2 separate regions of the Homo sapiens genome follow, and region 2 is linked to region 1. A link is a contact called in ENCODE Hi-C or POLR2A ChIA-PET data. All regions are on one chromosome and are shown on one strand. Each heading gives the region's core, a stretch centred on a gene start or an enhancer-like site at or near the end of the contact. The rest is flanking DNA. Distances are from core to core; before and after follow the strand shown.

The links. Hi-C counts contacts between places; a loop is a spot of excess contacts on that map. ChIA-PET counts read pairs that join two places held with the same protein, here RNA polymerase II (POLR2A). Pooled maps may share reads with other maps.
Region 2: a pooled map shows a loop between it and region 1 (9-fold over the local background). The contact joins the promoter of VPS52 here to the promoter of TRIM26 in region 1. A Hi-C loop is called at or near these places in 1 of 50 pooled maps. POLR2A ChIA-PET finds 5 or more read pairs at or near these places in 2 of 52 experiments (activated T-cell and naive thymus-derived CD8-positive, alpha-beta T cell).

Annotation. Positions count from the first base shown.
Region 1 is chr6:30,212,122-30,217,377 of GRCh38, forward strand. It overlaps TRIM26 (tripartite motif containing 26), which reads right to left and starts at 1,285. Exons shown (of 10, transcript NM_003449.5): 1 at 1,184-1,285. RefSeq lists an enhancer at 1,616-2,504 and a silencer at 1,963-2,145.
Region 2 is chr6:33,270,506-33,275,973 of GRCh38, forward strand. It overlaps VPS52 (VPS52 subunit of GARP complex), which reads right to left and starts at 1,371. Exons shown (of 20, transcript NM_022553.6): 1 at 1,081-1,371. The coding sequence starts at 1,170. RPS18 (ribosomal protein S18) reads left to right here and starts at 1,570. Exons shown (of 6, transcript NM_022551.3): 1 at 1,570-1,617; 2 at 2,123-2,221; 3 at 5,292-5,378; 4 at 5,460-5,468. The coding sequence starts at 1,615.

The sequences.
Region 1 (5,256 bases), core at 35-2,534:
AATCTACCTCTGTGGTCTTCCTCCCAGTTACCCATAAGCCCAGTCTTAGGAGAAAAACATCAAATTCCAATAGAGGGGCATCCTACAACATACACGACCAGTATTCTTCAATGCTGTCAAGGTCATCAAAACAAGTCTGAGAAACTCCCACAGCCAAGAGGAGCATAAGGAGACATGACAACTAAATGTAATGTGGTAACCTCCATGGGATCATGAAACAGAAAAAGTACTGAGGTAAAAACTAAGGAAATCTGAACACACTATGGACTTTGGTCAATAATAATGTATTGATATTGGTTAACTGCAACAAATGTACCACACTGAGGTAAGATGTTAATAACAGGGGATCCGGTTTGGAGCATGTGGGAAGTTTGTACTATCTTCTCAATTCTTCTGTAAATCTAAAAGTGTTGTAAGAAATAAAGTCTACTTAAACAATAAAATTGCAATTTTTGAAACATAAAAAGCCTATTTTTTTTAAAGGTGATTTTTTTGAACTTGGGGAAAAACATGTTAGGGATTATGATTTCAGCTAAGAGTTAAAAACAGGAGGTTAAGGCATGCATAAACGAATGTCATTCTCCCCTCTTTTGAAGTACACACAAATCGTGGGTCAAAATTTGAAATCTACTGGAGATTTGGAAGTGTGTCCCTCCCATTTACTCCACAGAGTTAAATTTACACTTTTTTTCTAAGGCCAAATAGGGAGAAAATCAGTAAGAAAAATGCTAATGAGCTGGAAGGAGTGAAAGCACAGCTCCAAGTATTTGTGGCTAAACCGGTTTACTCCGAACAAAAAAAAAAAAAAAAAAAAGAAAGAGAAAGAAAGCATGACACTTTGGTCAGGGAGCTGGATTAGTCGCCTATCTACCAGGCTCCAAGCAACCGGACGGTCATCCAGGCCCCGCTTACTTCTGGTTCCGCAGACTAGAATGGATGGGAGTCTGAGTAGGATACCAGAAAGCGAGAAAGACCCAAGAGGAGGGGGAGAATGTAAGGACAAGCAAACAGGAGGGATCTGGCTGGCAGGGAGGACGCAGCGAACTTGACCCCCTCCTGAGCCCGCCCGGGGGCCTGGCCCCGTTTTGAACCCGGGCCCGGCGGCTGCGTTGGGTCGCCCCAAACCCGGTGAGCGTACGAGACTGTTGCTTCGCTGTATGTCTCATGTGCACCCCCTACTCACCGGTCCCGAGCTCCGGGCCGCGAATCCCGGCCGGCACCCCTCCTCTCTCACGGCGGTCTGTTCCGGGTCCCGCTCCTGCACGAGCAACCAGCGCGACAGCTCGTCCCCGCCCCGTAATCTCCCGGCTATTCGGGGCCCTTCGCCGAGATTTCTCCCGGACCAGCCCCGGGATTGGCTCCTGCCGAACTTCGCCATCCAATGGGAACCTTAGTCTCTTTTACGTCACTGATCACCGGGCAAATCCCCAGACAGCCGCGGGCGGTGGGGCACCAGGGGCAGCGAAATGGAAACTGAAATCAGGCGGGACCGAGGCTGCGCCAAGAGCCGCAGCCTGAGTTTGGCGCGTAATTGGGGTGGCCTGTTACACGGTCTAAGGGAGTAAATGCTAAGGCTTAGGAGTCACCTACGTAGGACTCTTGAGAGGGCAATAATCCCCTTTCCACCTCTCGAGACCCCTCACTGCCCAACTCTGGCCTTATGCTGGATCAGGGTCCGAGGGCGCTTTGAGGCGAAGGTGGCGCTCGCCAGGTGCTCAACATCAAATACGAAGTCCCCGCCCCTAACGTGGCCTAAATTTGCTTCCAGGACAAAGCAGGATTTTAGCAAGCAAATACTCTCAGAGACCTATTTACGAAAATTATTACTTCCTAGGTAAAATAACGTTCAACCAGACAGCCATTGTCGCCATTCGACGGAAGGAAAAACTGAGGTTCCAGGAGCTTAAGGGTCTGGGCCCAGTTCAGGGGGGTTGTTTTCGCTCCTCGACGCTGAATTTAGAAACCAGAGGCTACAAAGCGGGCCGAGACTTGGGTTCCCCAGGTCCTTGGTGGGGAGGTTTCCAGGAGGCTCGGGCGCGCCCCCGTCCACGGCCCCGGAAGCTGACGTCGCCGAAGCGTACGCCGCTGCCCAGCCTGCGCTCTCTTCCTGCTCTGCCTGCAGCCGCCGCGTCCGGTCCAGCCGCAGGGCCATGCCCTGTGCTGCGGTTGCCGTGTCCCAGGCGCCGCCGCGTCAAGATCCCCGTCTTTCCCGGCCAGCCAGGCGGCAGCGGCATTCAGCTCGTGCACTGGGCTGGCAGCAGGCTGAGAAGAGGCGGCGCAGGTTCTCCGGGTCAGCCAGTGCCCTGCTCCTAAGGGTAGAGATCTAGCTGGGGACACTGGTCGTCCGCCTAGGCAGTGGTGAGAGGGTGGGCTACAGTTGTTTGGGTATTCATGAATGGAGGAGCTCAGGGTCCTAGACCCTAAAACCTGCTGAATCTTCACCCCTCCTCCGCTGGGGGTAGGGAAATTTGCACTGCATTTAAGCAATGTATAGTGGAGTGGGTGGGACATTCAGAAGAAACCACGCCCACATTTAACACCCGCGTCCTTCCCTTCTACCCCAGCCCAGCATTTTGTCTTTTTCCCCTTTGTCCAGCAGTATAACTCACGCTGCCCCTCCGGGCTGAGAGGAGTGTAGACCTCACCTGCTGAGCACAACTCTGGCGGGCCTGTGCTCTGGAGGTGGTCTCAGCACCTACCTAGACCCTCTTGATACCTGCTTTTTTAGTTGGTGGTGTGGGAAGAAAGTGTGTTTAACATGCTCCTTAAATAATGCTCTGCCGCCGAGCGCGGTGGCTCACGCCTGTAATCTCAGCACTTTGGGAGGCCGAGGTGGGCGGATCACGAGGTCAAGAGATCGAGACCATCCTGGCCAACATGGTGAAACCCCGTCTCTACTAAAAATACAAAAATTAGCCGGGCGTGGTGGCGCGCACCTGTAGTCCCAGCTACTCAGGAGGCTGAGGCAAGAGAATCGCTTGAACCCGGGAGGCGGAGGTTGCAGTGAGCCGAGATCGCCCCACTGCACTCCAGCCTGGGGACGGAGCGAGACTCCGTCTCAAAAAATAATAATAAAATAAAAAATAATGCTGTGCCACTAAGCGTTTTCTCCCTGTCCTGAGGTCTTTGGCCTATTCACAGACCATTCTGGGCAGACTCCAGCCACAAATCCACCACCCCACTTAAAATTCTCTATCCTCTCAGCACACTTAGAGGGGCATGGAAGACTCTTGCAGGGGCTGGGGCTCCTGACATGACAGCTCTGCTTAACTCTCTGACCTCCCTCATGCCACTTCTCCCTCGGTCCCTGTGCTTTCACCTTACACCTGGTCTTGAAACTCCCTGCCCCAGCCCCTTGCATGGCTGCCCGCTTCTTGTCAGTCATGTCTACATCTCAGAAAGGTCTTCCTCCCTCACCCAGTTGAAACCAGTTCCCCATCATGCATTATTCTGTTTCCCTTTCTTCATGCATTTGTTGCCATTTGAAAGCACCTTGTTCATTTCTTTGTCAATGTGTTTATTTTCGATCTTCCTCCCCCTCAGTGTACGCCCCAAGAGAGTTGAGACAACACCTGTCTTCCATGCACATGGCTTCCATGTAAATAAATGTTTGTTAAATGAAATGAGCTCAGTGTGGGCATTTCTTTTTCTTTTTGTAAAAAAATTTTATTATTATTACACTTTAAGTTTTAGGGTACATGTTCACAACGTGCAGGTTTGTTATCATTTAGCATTAGGTATATCTCTCCTAAAGCTATCCCTCCCCCCTCCCCCCACCCCACAACAGCCCCTGGTGTGTGATGTTCCCCTTCTTGTGTCCATGTGTTCTCATTGTTCAATTCCCCAGTGTGGGCATTTCTAAAGCTGCCTGGCCCTGCTTGGCTGGGTATCAGTCATGCACTGAGTCCCTCTCCCACCACACTACATCTTGATTGATACAGCTTCTCAAGTCCAAGTAAGGGTAACAGAAATGGATGCTGGGAACACAATTTCTGCTTTGTGTTGGAGGAGACAGCTTTGGAGCAGCTTTGTAGCTTTGTGCCCCTCTACAGCTTCCTGCTTCATTTAAGGTTCTGAAGCAGAGTTGAAATTCCTTCCTCCAGCTCTCCATTTCTGTGGTCATACCAGATGGAGGCCAAGGCAGCATATGGGGCTGGGTAAGAGTTCTGCGTTGAATTCTCCAGTCTGCCACATTCTGTGAGGCTTTGGGGCAGCTGCTCAACCTCTGTGTGCCACAGGTTCTTCTTCTGTAACATGGAAGTAGCTAGATCTGCTTCGTACGGTTATTATGAGGCTTAAATGTAAAGCTTTGAAATAGTGAATCAGTGCTGACTAGGCCAAAGGGTATGGTATAATTATTTGCATTTGAAATAAATATCTTAAATGGAGCAAGAAGATTTAGTAGGTATATTCCTTGAGCAGCTCTGGTTTAACCTCAGGAGGAACTAAAGGCCGCTGTCTAAAAATGAGTTTGTATATGACAGGGTACAGGAAATGCCACCCCAAAATATGGCACCTTGGAAATTGAGAAAATAGCAGAAACAGGAAGGTTTCTCTGACCTCTTGCTCCTTTCTGCCCTGAAGCAGGCCATAGAAACTAGAGTTCCCCTCGCCCCTTCTTCCCTGAAGCAGGCCACAAAATCTAGGAAGGTCACTCTCTGACCTGCTCCCTCCTTCTCCCTCCTTCATCTGAGGCCCCTTATATAACAGGCATCCTCTCCTATGCCCTGAGGGAGGGACTGCCACACAGGTATGCCAAGAAGAAACTGAATAGACAGGCCTTTCCAACTTCTCAGTTTATCACCGTTAGCTCATACACTTTTGTCCTTGCAATCATACATCTGCCTGACTGTCTATACAACTACACAAATGTCCCCATTTCTTTGGGTTTTCGTTTCTGAAAGTTCCCATGTCATGTAAAACTTGGATAAAATAAATGTGCATGCTTTTCTCTTGTTAGTCTGTTTTTTGTTATTGAAGTCTCAGCATAAACCTTGTGATGGGTAAGGAAAATATATTAGTTTTTTTCCCCTAAGTTTAGTATAAACATATTGAGCTAAATCATACCATTCAGAATCTCAGGATTTTAAGAATACTAGAGTGCTTGGAAAGAGGCCTCCAAACAAAAAACAAACAAACAAACAAACAAAAACTTGAAAACATGAAACTCCCATTGGTAAAGATGCAAAGAATCTGTTTGAATCTTTTGTGTGAAGGATACCTTGGTATTAGGGCCAGAATGAATAAATGAATATC
Region 2 (5,468 bases), core at 121-2,620, 3.1 Mb after region 1:
AGGTAGCCCAGCATGGTGGTGGGCTCCTTGTAGTCCCAACTACTTAGAAGCTGAGACGGGAAGATTGTTTGAGGAGATCAGGAGTTCAAGGTCAACCTGGGTAACACAGGGAAACCCGTCTAAAGAAAACAAAAAAAGGTAAAAGACAAGACAGTGCAGTGGAGGCCGGACGCAGTGGCTCACGCCTGTAATCCCAGCACTTTGGGAGGCCGAGGTGGGAAGATCACGAGGTCAGGAGATCGAGACCATCCTGGCTAACACAGTGAAACCCCGTCTCTACTAAAAAATACAAAAAATTAGCCGGGCGCGGTGGCGGGCGCCTGTAGTCCCAGCTACTTGGGAGGTTGAGGCAGGAGAATGGCGTGAACCCGGAAGGTGGAGCTTGCAGTGAGCCAAGATCGCGCCACTGCACTCCAGCCTGGGCGACAGAGCAAGACTCCGTCTCAAAAAAAAAAAAAAAAAAAAAAAAGTGCAGTGGAGATGACCGAATGAGGAAAGCTAGGAATTGCAGAGGATAGAGCAGAACTTGCACTTAAATTTAAGACCCTCAGACTCCTGCCATCTTGGGTGTTCTATCACACCTCTGGGGAACCCCAGGCTTTCTAGAAATGTCAAAACACATAGTGTTTACCTGCATGCCAGGTGCAATCTTACACATATTCATCTAATCCTAACGACGATGTATACAATAGGTTCTATCTTCCTCACCTTAAAGGTGTGAGAAATGATGGCACAGAGAAGCTGGTTAACTTGCCCAAGGGCACACAGCGTGTAAGTGGCAGAGATAGAACTCAGGCAGTCTGGCTTCAGAGGCCATGTTCTTAACCTTTACACTATACTACTTCGTGACTCTACCCCAAAATGTGGAGTGAAGTTGAAATTTTGTGCCCCAGAACATGAGTTTCAGCCACTAGGGTCCCGCTCAGGGTCGGGTCTGATCACAGGGAAGGGTACGGGGAGCCAAACAGGTAATATCACGGGTAGCAGCCAAGTTCCCACCCTTGTGCCTAAACCCAGCTCAGGTCTTTCTGAAGCTAGGAGCACCGGAACTACGGAGGAGAAACAGCTCCGCGCTCTCACCAGCGGGCCCTCTTCCTCCTCCATATCTGAGGTCCCAGCCCGCAACACCAGTTCCCGGGCCGCAGCCGCCATGGTCGCAGCGGCGGCCATTCCCCGCAGCCTCACTTCCGGCAACTGTCAGTCCCGGCGAGTCCGTTCCCCGGAGTGGAGCTACAAGTCCCAAAGGGTCTTCCTCAGCGCGAAATCGTTCCCAGATATTTGAGTTAAGTTGTTTGACTCCAGCTGTCCCCTTTCAGCTCTAACCACTTCACCCAACTGCAAATGGAAATATGGAAGTCTGAAACACAAACTAGCCCCGGAACCTTCGCTGTTCTCTTACCTATGAACCTTACGAACTGTAAAGAAAGGCGCACCGGAAGTTGTGGTACCCAAGCCATACTCTCATAAATCCAGCCAGGTCGCGCTGAAACAGTTTCCGGAAGCACTTCTCCTAGATCGCACCGCCTCTTCCTCCTGGAAGCTATATAATGATATCGCGTCACTTCCGCTCTCTCTTCCACAGGAGGCCTACACGCCGCCGCTTGTGCTGCAGCCATGGTAAGACTGGAATCCGTGCCGTGATCCAGCGGCATCGCAGCTCGGGCAAGGAAAGCCGGCTGTCAGGGTTCTGGAAACGTCCTGCCCTGAGGGCCTGCGACTTTCTGTATGGAGCCTTGGATCGCGTCCCTGGAAAGGGACACCAAAGATTTCCAATTCCGGAGAGCGGGCCCGAGGAAGGGTCACTGCTCGGGCGCACGAAAGCTGTCTAAGGCTTGGGCGTATATGGGGAACTCTGGCTTTTGCCACGCACTTTTGGGAATGGGCAGGAGACCTGCTTCCTCTCTCCAGAGGTTGCATTTTCCCAAGCTTGAACGCTTCATGTGCCTACTCTGCAGGACTGAGGAGTTTGCTCTGTGGTGTGAAAACCTAAGGAATGGGGGGCGGGTGTCTTGCCACTTGTGTGACAGGCTTAACCTTTTTGTATGAAGTTCGTTTGCCTTATCGGCCTTACTGTTTGATAGTTTACTGTGTCTGATTTCTTCCCCCGTACTTTTTCAACTAGTCTCTAGTGATCCCTGAAAAGTTCCAGCATATTTTGCGAGTACTCAACACCAACATCGATGGGCGGCGGAAAATAGCCTTTGCCATCACTGCCATTAAGGTAAGTGAAGTAGGGTAAGGAATAGGGAATGTAAATGAGAATTGGGTTGTGAAGACATAAGCAAAAATGAAGCAAGGCTGGGGAGACTTGAGTCTCATCCAGATCACCTTGACTGCTGGATTAAGAAAAGAAAGTGGTTTAGGGAGAGACTGACCCCTTTAGCATTTACCACAGAAAATAAGTGATTAAAGCCAAGATAGTGGTCTAAGGTCAAGCCAAAACATTTCACCTGGGGAAGTGGGGAGGAGGTATGGTTGCTCACCCGAATTCGCTAAGATTTTCCTGAACCACGAGCTTGTGAGATTTCTTCTAGATTCGGTTTCTTTACCCATCCCACCATCATAACAGCAACCCTTCCTGCGAAATTTATATTCCCTGAGAATTGGAGGATTATTGGGCATCTTGAGGGATAAGTAGAAATACCAACAGATAAAAAGTGTGAAGAAGCCTGTAGATGGAGGGTGGAAGAAGTCTGAGTGGGACATTTACTCAGATGAGCCATAATTGACACTCCTTTCCTGTCGAAGTGTGAAGGAGTACATCCATCTTTCTTTGGCTTTTAAGAATCGAATCAATGAATGCAAGAATATTATTTCACTTGAGTATTTCTCTCCACAAACCTAATGAATTCTTGGCTTTCTAGATACATAACGTTCTTTTTTTTTCCCTTAAGTCAGAATGTGTAGTTAGTTGTGGAAATAGCCTACCAGTATGTGTCCATGCGTGCAGGGCTAGGCCTGTCTTCTTGGCTTCTGTTGCATGGTAGGTACTTAGGCGACGTTAGGGAATGGATAGTAGTAGGGATACTGTTGGCTCTGTTGAGGAATTTGTAGAGGGAAATTCCTTCTGTTGGGTGCTCTGTGAAACTAATAAGGCAGTGTGAAATACTGTACTTATTTCAGAGACCGGCTGTGAGGCTTAAGTAGAGGTGCAGCATTCATAAGTGTAATAGAGAATAACCTTCATGGATGTATCTAACTAAAAATTAGAAATCTTATTTCATCTATATCTCTTCCCACACCCATTTTGAAGTAAATCTTTTCACTTGTAAACATATAATTAAATTTGAGGCTTAGTGCAGTGGCTCACTCGGAGGCTGAAGTGGGCGGATCCCCTGAGGTCAGGAGTTCGAGACCAGCCTGGTCAACATGGTGAAACCTCGTCATTTAATTAATAAATTTGAAAGACCCTGCTCTCTTCTGAATCAACCTAATAATTTGACCCTTGGTCATGTTTATTTATTTATCCCGAGACAGAGTCTCACCCCGTCACCCAGGCCGGAGTGCAATGGTGCAATCTTATCTCACTGCAACCTCAGCCTCCCAAGTAGCTGAGATTACAGGCACACGCCCAGCTAATTTTTGTATTTTTAGAAGAGATGGGGTTTCACCATGTTGGTCAAACTGGTCTTAAACTTCTGACCTCAGGTGATCCACCCACCTCAGCCTCCCAAAGTGCTGGGATTATAGGCGTGAGCCACTGCACCCAGCCACATTTATTTTTTGAGACTGTCGCCCAGGCTGGAGTGGCGGAATCACTCTTCACTGCAGCCTCGACCTCCAGGGCTCAAGTCAATCCTCCTACCTCAACTTTCCAAGTAGTTGGGGCTACAGGTGTGCACCACCACATCTGGCTAATCTGGATCTTGCTGTGTTGTCCAGGCTGGTCTTGAACTCCTGGGCTCAGTGATCCTCCAGCCTCAGCCTCCTAAAGTGCTGGGATTACAGGCATATAGGCATGAGCCACGGTGAAGCCAACCCTTGATCTCTTTCTTGCAGATAGGAACTGCCATTTGTTTTAGTTTCCTGGAGCCTACTGTAACAAGTTCATATAAACTAAGCAGAAAATTACTCTTGGCGCTGGAGGCACTTAAGAATCCTACCTTGCCTCTTCCTGTCTTCTGGTGGTTGTCAGTAATCCTTAGTGTTCCTTGGCTTGTAGCTGCATTACTCCAATCTGTTGCTGTCATCTCATGGTCCTCTTCGTGTCTCTCTCATGATTTGTCATTGGATCTAGAGCCCACCCTAATCAAATATAACGTCATTTTACCTAATTATTTCCGTAACGACCTTATTTCCAAATAGGGCCACATTCTGATGTTCTAGTTGGACAAAATGAGGGGCAGGGCTCAGTATTCAGTTCCTCCTTCACTCTCCAAATCACTTTGGTTCATGAGTTCAGATGGCATGGGTGCTAGTGCTGGTGTTGATGTGATGCTACCAATGTAAGCATTAGTTTCTTTTTATAATAACTTGGGCAGTCAGTTCTGGGCACTGACAAAATTGAGTTTGTGATCTTGGAATACTTTGATTATGGGGATACAGTGATTTGCCTAAATAATTGTGACCCTTAGAGATTCTGAGGAACTGACAGCCCAATACCTTAATCAAAGCCTGTAACTCATAAGACCCTGGTTTACTGCATCAGCTTGGAGTGGCAGGCCCCTTGTTCTCCTAAATGCAAGAATCAGAAGGCACTTAGTGACAACTACATATGCTGAGCAATGGGGGAAAAAAAAGATACTGCCTGCTTTCAAAGGGTTGTCTGTAATACTAAATTCTGTGTTCATGATTCAGTCATACCCCTGAACAAAGTTACTTTTTTCTTTTTTTGAGACGGGGTCTCACTGTCGCCCAGGTTAGAGTGTGGTTGCGTGATCTTGGCTTGCTGCAACCTCCACCTCCTAGGTTCAAGCTATTCTGCTGCAGCCTCCCAAGTAGCTGGGATTACAGGCACCTGCCACCATGCTCAGCAACTTTTCTTGTATTTTTAGTAGAGACAGGGTTTCACCATGTTGGCCAGGCTGGTTTTGAACTCCTGCCCTCAATGTCATCTGCCCACTTGGGCCTCCCAAAGTGCTGGGATTACAGGCGTGAGCCACTGCGACCGGCCCAAAGTTAACCTTCTGTCGAACGGTTTATATCTGGAAAGGTGGGTGAGGAAAGGGTGACCTAGGGGATTGCAAAATAGATTATTGCAGATCCTACCTTTGTGAGCTTTTTGAATGAGGCTATAAAGGAATTTAAAAATCAGATTCAACACTAATTCCGAAACCCCTCACTTCATTCAGGGTGTGGGCCGAAGATATGCTCATGTGGTGTTGAGGAAAGCAGACATTGACCTCACCAAGAGGGCGGGAGAACTCACTGAGGATGAGGTGAGGACAAGGAAGGGGGCTGGGGGTGGGGTCAGCCTCAGAAAGGGGTCCATCTAGATCTGACCTTGGTCTGCCTGCCAGGTGGAACGT